Regions from separate parts of the Homo sapiens genome. Here region 1 is linked to region 2. A link is an interaction called in ENCODE POLR2A ChIA-PET data of the cell type or tissue named here. Cell type or tissue: PC-9. All regions are shown on one strand. Links, peaks and the distances in the headings refer to the core of each region. The heading gives the core; the rest is flanking DNA. Region 1 has its middle 30 kb from the start of ESR2. Region 2 overlaps PPP1R36 (protein phosphatase 1 regulatory subunit 36).

Region 1 (4,406 bases), core at 82-4,081, 240 kb after region 2:
CTTTATACCGTGGTTGACTGGGAGCCTTTATGCCTTTCTGATATATTAAGAGAAAATGCAAGGGGGGCCTAAAGGTCTCTGTGATACTGAAGAGAAAGGTATAGGGGTAATAGGGCTGTGAGAAAGCTGAAAGCTGAGATCATGTTACAGAATAAGATAGCGGAGTTTCATATTTCTGGTATGGGGCAATTCCTGCTGATGACAAAATCCAGGGTTGTTTTTGGATCTAGGTGTAGGTGGTTGAAGTAGGGTATAAAGGCAGTCATGTGCTGGTAAACTGGCTCTTGAGAAAAAGCACCCAATTTGAGCATTCATTGACTTTTGATACCAACATGTCATTGAGCATAGAATTAGAAAGAGATATGAATAATCAACTCTTGGGAGCTGGAATGATCTGGCTTTAACAACCACTTTCTACATCAAAAAAAGTTAATGTTATTAATATTAGAATAATAAATAATTAAATAATAAATGAGTGTAGGTGTAGGGCATTGGAATTAAGTACACACATGAATCACAAAGCTGTATTATTGGATCGATCATCTACTGTGACCCCTGAAATCTTGAATTATGGTATGAGTTGGTATAGAAGAAGAATGTGAGGCCCCAAATCTTCATTGAGTGAAGGAGGGTTGAGGAGTAGTCAGTAGAAAAGAATAAAAAGAGAAGATTTTATAGAAGTCTGTTGGGGGTAAAATATTGCTGAGGAAGTAAAATAGTACTGAGGAAGTGTTCTTCAAATTCCTTCGACTATAACCACTTTTTAATGTAATCTGTATGTAAAGCAAGGGTCTACATGATCCAATTTATGTGTTGGCTCCATTTATAAAAGAATATTTCAGTTGTCAAAACTAGTTGACAGTACAGTTAATCCTTTAATAATCTGGGGTTAGGGGATATGGCCATCATGCAAAAAAAAAAAAAATCTGTGTATAATTGTTGACTCCTCCCAAACTTAACTACTAATAACCTGTTGTTGACTGGAAGACTTACCAGTAATATAAACAGTTGACTAACACATATTTTGTATGTTGTATGTATTATACACTGTATTCTTACAGTAAAGCTAGAGAAAAGAAAATGTTATTAAGAAAATCATAAAGAAGAAAAAATATATTTACTAATCATTAAGTGGAAGTGGATCATCATAAAGGTCTTCATTCTCATCGTCTTCACTTTGAGTAGTCTGAGAAGGAGGAAGGAAAGGAGGGGTTGGTCTTGCTGTCTCCGGGGTAGCAGAAGTAGAAGAAAATCCACGTTATCAGTGGACCCATGCAATTCAAATCGGTCTTCAAGGGTCAACTGTAATTCCAATCTTAATTATTTGCCTTAACTAATTTTCTTAATAAAAGGTGGAATATTCATAATTTACAATAACACCTTCATTTTCTTAACTTTTCTCACTATATCTCTCACATCACATCCTAAACCTTTTTCTCCTGTGCCTAACTCTCCATTCTCTTAAAAAACTCTCCCAGATCCAGTCTATGCTGCTCATAATTTCTCTTCCCTTCCTCTTTTTCCTACCTTCTTTCTAATGCAAATTCATCATTTCATGAATAATTTTCTCTCCTCTTATTTCCTACTTTTACTCAACAAAAGTCCAGAAACTAAACTTGCTTACTCAGATCCCAGAGCTGCATAAAAGGACAGGAGATCTTGGATGATGTGTGGGTTGGAAACAGAAGGTATTACATTCTTTTGTTAAATAATTGAGGATTTTGCATGTGGTTAAAATGATGTCAGAGCTAGGCAAGGAAACGGGATTCTCCTACATTCCTGATAGGAGATTAAATTGGTACAACCCATTTGGAAATGCATTTGTCAATATCTCCTAAAACCAAAGTGTATCCCTAAAACCAGAATATATCCTACCCTGTGACTCAGCAATTCCACTCCATCAACAGTGGAATGTAATGAATATGGCTATCAGGTTTCAATATGCTAGTGACATCTGCTACATCTATTAACAGAAGTCTATAATTTTTTAACCTCTGATCTCTGAAAACTTATTTTATGACTTTATTACTCTACAAACTAAAATGTCTTACTATTGTGTATCAGATCCACTTCTTTTTAAATTAATTTTTAAATGTCAAGTCTTAATAGTCTTCCTTTAGCCTCTATTTACTAATTTATTGTCCCCACAATGTCACTCTAAACGTAACTGTTAACTATCAGGAAGTATTTCCTTCTTTTTCTATAGAGAACAGAAGATCTTCAGCAGGAAATTCAGATGCTTACTCAGCAAATGGAACAGCTGTATCATCTTTATGAACAGCTGTTTGTGAATCATTCCAACTTGAAGAAAAGTATAGGGAACAACAAAAGATCCTTGAAATACCTGGAAGGAAAAATTGCTTTTAATGATGTTTTAAAAGATTAGACTATGAAAAAAGACTTTCCTGAATTATAGATGTTATTTTGGGCAATGAAATTAACTATTTATTATTCTAATATTAATAACTTTAACTTTATTTGGTGTAGAAAGCTGATAAAAACTATTTATATTTCACTTAACATTGGAAAAGTGAGGGGGAAAAATCCTTAGAGTTATGCTTCTAATTTTATCAAAAAACATGCCCTTTCCCATATCTTCAGTTTTTTCACTGTGTACATATTTGACAGATAAAACCATCAATATAATATGGAAAGTTTAGTGTCTTTTATAATCTCTTCTTGTAAGTTACATAACATCACTTCTGCCATATTCTATCAGTCAAACAGACCAACCTGATACAATGTTGTTCGAGACTATAAGGGTACCAGGCGGCGCGGTGCAGATCATTGGTGGTCATCTTAAAAGTCTGGCTACCGCACTCATTTCTTTTACTCACAAACTGAATGATTTGCTTATTCATTCATTTATTCAATACTTATTGAACAACCACAGATTTTACAAACATATAGGACTGGCTGGGGGCAGTGGCTCACGCCTGTAATCCCAGCACTTTGGGAGGCTGAGGTGGGCTGATCACCTGAGGTCGGGAGTTCAAGACCAGCCTGGCCAACATGGAGAAACCCTGTCTCTACTAAAAACACAAAAATTAGCCAGGTGTAGTGGCTCACATTTGTAATCCCAACTACTTGGGAGGTTGAAGCAGGAGAATCGATTGAACCTGGGAAGTGGAGGTTGCAGTGAGCTGAGATCGTGCCACTGCACTCCAGCTTAGGCGACAGAGCAAGACTCCATCTCAAAACAAACAAACAAAATAGGACTTAATGAAGTAAGGTCAACAGTAGACCATATAGAGTTTAAAGATAAATATATCATCTCATCTAGCCTCCACCTCTGCCTTTGAATATGTGTATGGAAATAATACATTGAATGGTTAATCCATGCAAATAAAAATAATCCTTTATTAAGTTTTCTTAAGATTGTACAAAATAACGTGTGCTTGGCCAGGCATGGTGGCTCACACCTGTAATCTCAACACTCTGTGAGGCCGAGGTGGGATCACTCGAGGTCAGGAGTTTTAAGACCAGCCTGGCCAACATGGTGAAGCTCTGTCTCTACTAAAAACACAAAAATTACCTGGGCACGGTAGCACATGCCTGTGGTCCCAGCTACCTGGGAGGCTGAGGTGGGAGAATCATTTGAAACTGGGAGGCAGAGGTTGCAGTGAGCCAAGATTGCACCACTGCACTCCAGCCTGGGCAACAGAGTGAGACCCTGTCTCAAAAAACAAACAAAAAACAAAATAACATGTGCCTACCCCAACACTTAAAGCTATGCTAAACAGTTTAAAGGAAATAATAATTTTCTCTCTGCCCATGTCACCTCAGTAACCAATGTTAACCATTCCCATAGTTATGGAAATATGTAAACATATATAAAGGGTAATGGTGTCTTCACAAAACTAAGATCATTCTAATAAAAATATTCTGCAACTTCCTCTACTTAGTAGTGCCTCATGGTTGTATCTTAAGTTAAAAGATATAGCTCTTCCTTTAATAACTGTATAATATTCTATAGTATGCATGTATCTTAATTTATTCAACCATTTCTCTTTTGAGGGATGATATAATTATTTCCTTCTTTTGGTCACTACAAATAATGTGAAAATAAGTATCTTTCAACTTATATCCTTCCACACTGGTGCTTTTGTTGCTAGGGGATTAATTGACAAATATGAGCTGATAGGGTCACAGTGCGTATTTTAAATTCTAATAGCCATTGTCAGATTACTATTTGCAAAAGGATAGAAGCAGTTCATTTAAGAGTAAATCATTCTCCTTTACATCCAGCTAGCATTGAATGCTGTCATTCTTTTTTGTTGTTAGTTGGGTAAAAAAAGAAACAAAAAACAAGGTACCTCATTATTATTGTAATTTACATTTTCTTGACTACTAGTGAAGATAAGGATCTTTTTTTTTTTTTTTTTTTCCTTTCTGTGGAGATAAGG
Region 2 (4,406 bases), core at 199-4,198:
CCTTTAGCAAGAACTTTGTAAGCATAAAAAGCACACAAACAACAACTATATCTGCACCTTCAAGATGGTTGCCACTAGCCACATGTGGCTACTGAGAATGTGTCTAGTATGAATTGAGATATATTATAGGTATAAAATAGACACCAGACTTACTACAAAAAAGTAACACATCTCATTAATAACTTGATATATCAACTACTGTTGCATGATAATATTTTTTGCATCACTGGGTTAAATAAAAGACACTATTAAAATTAATTTCACATGTATCTTATTACATTTTTAAGATATGTTTACCAGAAATTTAAAATTACATACATGGCTTTCATTATCTCATTACTGTGCAATGCTAGTCTGTATCAGTTGGAATATTTTGTTGCTGGACTACACATATAAATTATCCAGTGAGCTTTAAAAACTGACACACTCTTCCCATGTAAAATGTCTTAGTACATCTCAAAGATTTAAAAATTTCCATCATCTCTTTATCCTAGACAAAAGTTACTTTTAATACTGGCAGTGATAAAACTCTAAAGCACACTATAAAATCTTACTTACACCATATAGCTTTTGGGTTTCTTTTCCAGTGAGTTTTTTTCCAAGTAATGGGATAAGTAGTACAATAATGCCATGAGGAAATTATCAAGATTCTTATTCCTATGGGGAGATTTGAAACAACAAAAAAAGAGTCAATGCTAACCTATTTCAAATGTAAGATTTCTCATAAAAAATATATGAGCACACAACACAAGAATAAGTAGAAAACTATGTTATCATGCCTATCAAAGAACTAATTTACCACTTAAAATTATATCTACTATATATTTAAAAATTTAAGAAATCTGGTTTTTGTAAGTAAAACTTTTGGAGAGGTCAAACACTAAATTCTTATAGTTGTGCTTACTAATTAATTTTAATTTTTAAAAAGTTATTATACAATATATTTCCATTGTTTAAAAAATGTAGAGAAATGTATCAAGTAAAAATTCTCTCCTCCTACCTCTGTCACCATCCTACTCCCTAGTGGTAACCACTATTAAGAGTTTGGTATGGGCCAGGCACAGTGGCTCATGCCTGTAATCCCAGCACTTTGGGAGGCCAAGGTGGGTGGATAACTTGATGTCAGGAGTTCGAGACCAGCCTGGCGAAACCCCATCTCTACTAAAAATTACAAAAATTAGCCGGGCGTGGTGGTGCATCCCTGTAATCCCAGCTAGTTGGGAGGCTGAGGCAGGAGAATCGCTTGAACCCAGGAGGTGGAGGTTGCAATGAGCTGAGATTGTGCCACTGCACTCCAGCCTGGGCAAAAGAGCGAGACTCCATCTCAAAAAAAGAAAAAAAAAGAGTTTGGTATGAATCCTTTCTAAACTTTCGAAAACATAGACAATCACATGTAACATCCTCCTCCACCAACATATACACATGTACATGAATATATGCCTTCAAAATGTTTTTTGGTAATAAGTGGCGTAATACTATACATACAATTCTTTGCAACTTGCTTTTGTCACTTTTCTGCGTAGCATAGACCTCTTTCTATGATATTATATGTAGATTTCCGTCTTTCTTTTAAAGAGCTGAATAGAATATTCTATACCTCATATTTACCTAGTTTTCTATTGTGGGTATTTGGTTTTTTTAAAAATATTATAGACAGAAGTGAAATTGCTACCACAGAGTGTATGTGCCTTGCTCTCCAAAAAGGCTGCACTGATTTACAATGTTCTCTCATTTGTTTTTAACTAGAAGTCACTGTTTTCTTTCTAAATATTTTTCAAGACTTTTGCTGCCTTCTTTGTGGCCCCAGATGGAAATTCTTTCTCTGGCATTGCTTTACTGAACTATACCTAAAGAGCAGGATGAGGGTGAGCATTACAGATTTTCTTTTCAAGATATTAATAACTCCCTGTCTCAGGCTGGGTTCCCCCAGCAACAGACACTGGGCCAAATACTTGAAAGTGAACAGTTTAGTTGGGAGTGATCTCAGGAAACATCAGTAAGAAAGTGGGGAAATGAGACAGGAAAGGAAAGGAAGCCAACAAAGAGGCTGTTAACAATTAAGTGGAGTTCAGTCCTGCAGTGACTCTGGGAGACAGTGTAGAAAACATCTCAAGAGTTTACCTATCAACTCCTCCACCAGCAGGGCACTGAATGAGGGCTGCTTCTAGGGCACTGATTCCCTAGCTCTGAACTTGCCCTGCAGTCAGGCTGAGTGTGTGCCTGTGGTGGAATGAGCCCTTCAGGCCGAGTCTCAGGCAGTTGCCACAAGCAGCCTGTATGTGTGTGCAGAGGGAATGGGGAGGGGTGCAAATGGCATCGGGCACCCAACTCTCACTGAGCGTTCGCGGTGCTGAGGCCACGTGAGGCACAGCCACGCATAGCCATACAAAGGGCCCACAATTACACAATTACTTCCCAATTTTGTAGCTGAGGAGACTGAGGCTTACAAAGGTCAAGAAACTTACCCAGAGTCACACACCTAGCACATCCTGGGGCTGCCAAACATAACTAGTAGAGAAAAGTGATCTTCAGTAAATGGGTATATCTTTTTTTTTTTTTTTTTGAGAGGGAGTCTTGCTCTGTCGCCCAGGCTGAAGTGCAATGGCATGATCTTGGCTCACTGCAACCTCTGCCTCCCAGGTTCAAGCGATTCTCCTGCCTCAGCCGCCAAAGTATCTGGGATTACAGGCATCTGCCACCACGCCTGGCTAATGTTTGTATTTTTCTTTTTTTTTGGTCTGAGAGAGTCTTGCTCTGTCACCCAGGCTGGAGCGCATTGGCACAATCTCAGCTCACTGCAACCTCCGCCACCCAGGTTCAAGTAATTCTCCTGCCTCAGCCTCCCAAGTAGCTGGGATTACAGGCGCCCACCACCACGCCCAGCTAATTTTTGTATTTTTAGTAGAGACGGGGTTTCACCACGTTGGCCAGTCTGGTCTCAAACTCCTGACCTTGTGATCCACCTGCCTCGGCCTCCCAAAATGTTGGGATTACAGGCGTGAGCCACCGCACCTGGCCAGTAAATGGGTATATCCTTTAACTATTATATAAAAATAGCACAGTCCATGTGAGACTCTGACAGCATGCTCTCCATACTACTTGCCCTGGGATTTTATCTGGGGTTCCCATGACTTCTGGCTTCCTCTCCCTGACTCTTTGGTCGCAGTCTTTGTGACTAGGTCCTGAGAGGATGGCTTGCATAGAGCCAGCCTCACGCTCTTCCTCTAAAAATCAGATTTGTCATCACTTATCAGATGAAGTTACTGAAAAATAAAGGATAAAAGATCTAAAATGACTCATAAGCAATAGATACCTCATAAATGTTGTAAAAGAACAGATCCGCTGCATCTCAGTATCTTGTAGCAAAAGCAAAGTAACAACTGAAAAGAGAAAATGAACAATTGAGAGAGGGACAAAGAGCTACCTTAGAGAGTCACACAAGATACGTTTATGTATGGATGTTATATGTAGATGGGCGGATGTTTATGTATGGATATGTGTATGTATGTACAGATGTATGTTTATGTATGCATAAAGAAACAGTTACTCACATTTAACATCATCCAGTGTAATGGTGCCCTGTTGACCTCGTTTCTCTACAGCTTTAGCTGACTTATCATCTTTTGCAGCAAGTCTTTTATCTGTCAACCTGTTTTGGAATATAACAGTTTCTAGTAGTGTTTTAATATATTTTAGTTGTATTTAATCTATCCTGAGGTGCAGGAAGCATTTATTAAAAAGTAATAAGAGCCTGAGTGTCATACATGGGTTTTGTTTGATGTACGATCATTTTGGAATGCTTTTTATTAAACATTTTATTTACTATATTAAGGCAAGAGGGATGTTCACTGCCTGATATAAAATGTAAGTACAAATACCATCCAAAATAGATCATTTAAATCATCTGTTCTGGTGTACCTATCATTTTCAAATTTTAAAAAACTGTAAAAAGTTGAAGATGTGCTAACAGCCAAGTTAACAGGATACATTTATCGGGACTATCGTAATTCCCACCATAATGCTGAAACAGCACATGTTCTTTCTTTGATGGGTATTCGCATTGCGACCTAGAATAATGGGAATGGTATTTTCGTAGTTTGTAAAGGCTGAAGCCATTCCACTGAGAGATGCTATCAGCAACTCTGGCATGATTGGGAAGTTAATCTACCTGTCTGAAGCTGGACCATCAGTTTCTGCAAAGTGAACTGCTTTGCCTTTCTTTCCTTTTTCCTTGACTTCTGCTGCAGGTGTAAAACTGCAATAAAAATGAGATAATTAGGGACTTCACCTTTTCCAGGGGAAAACAAGTCAAATCATATCATAGCTCATAATCTTTGGACTAGCATATATTATCAGCAGATCTGAGACACAGCAGTGTTCAATTCATCTATTTATATATGGAACAC

The links. Peaks named below come from ENCODE experiments on the same cell type or tissue, not always from the same donor. Only the 100,000 strongest peaks of a DNase experiment are listed, where the experiment ranks them.
Region 1: POLR2A ChIA-PET joins it to region 2 with 8 read pairs; 4 of 35 experiments call an interaction of 5 or more read pairs at or near these places.

The regions. Positions count from the first base shown.
Region 1 is chr14:64,322,500-64,326,905 of GRCh38, reverse strand. It overlaps a transcript of ESR2 not described here. Among named protein-coding and RNA genes, the nearest start is that of ESR2, 30 kb to the right of the region's middle. In PC-9, for the core only: no CTCF peak of the experiment used is centred there; a DNase peak (open chromatin) is centred at 1,885; H3K27ac peaks cover 1,120 bases.
Region 2 is chr14:64,564,600-64,569,005 of GRCh38, reverse strand. PPP1R36 (protein phosphatase 1 regulatory subunit 36) reads right to left here. Exons shown (of 12, transcript NM_172365.3): 4 at 4,169-4,255; 5 at 3,552-3,649; 6 at 3,314-3,380; 7 at 559-657. Among named protein-coding and RNA genes, the nearest start is that of PPP1R36, 17 kb to the right of the region's middle. In PC-9, for the core only: no CTCF peak of the experiment used is centred there; no DNase peak of the experiment used is centred there; H3K27ac peaks cover 541 bases.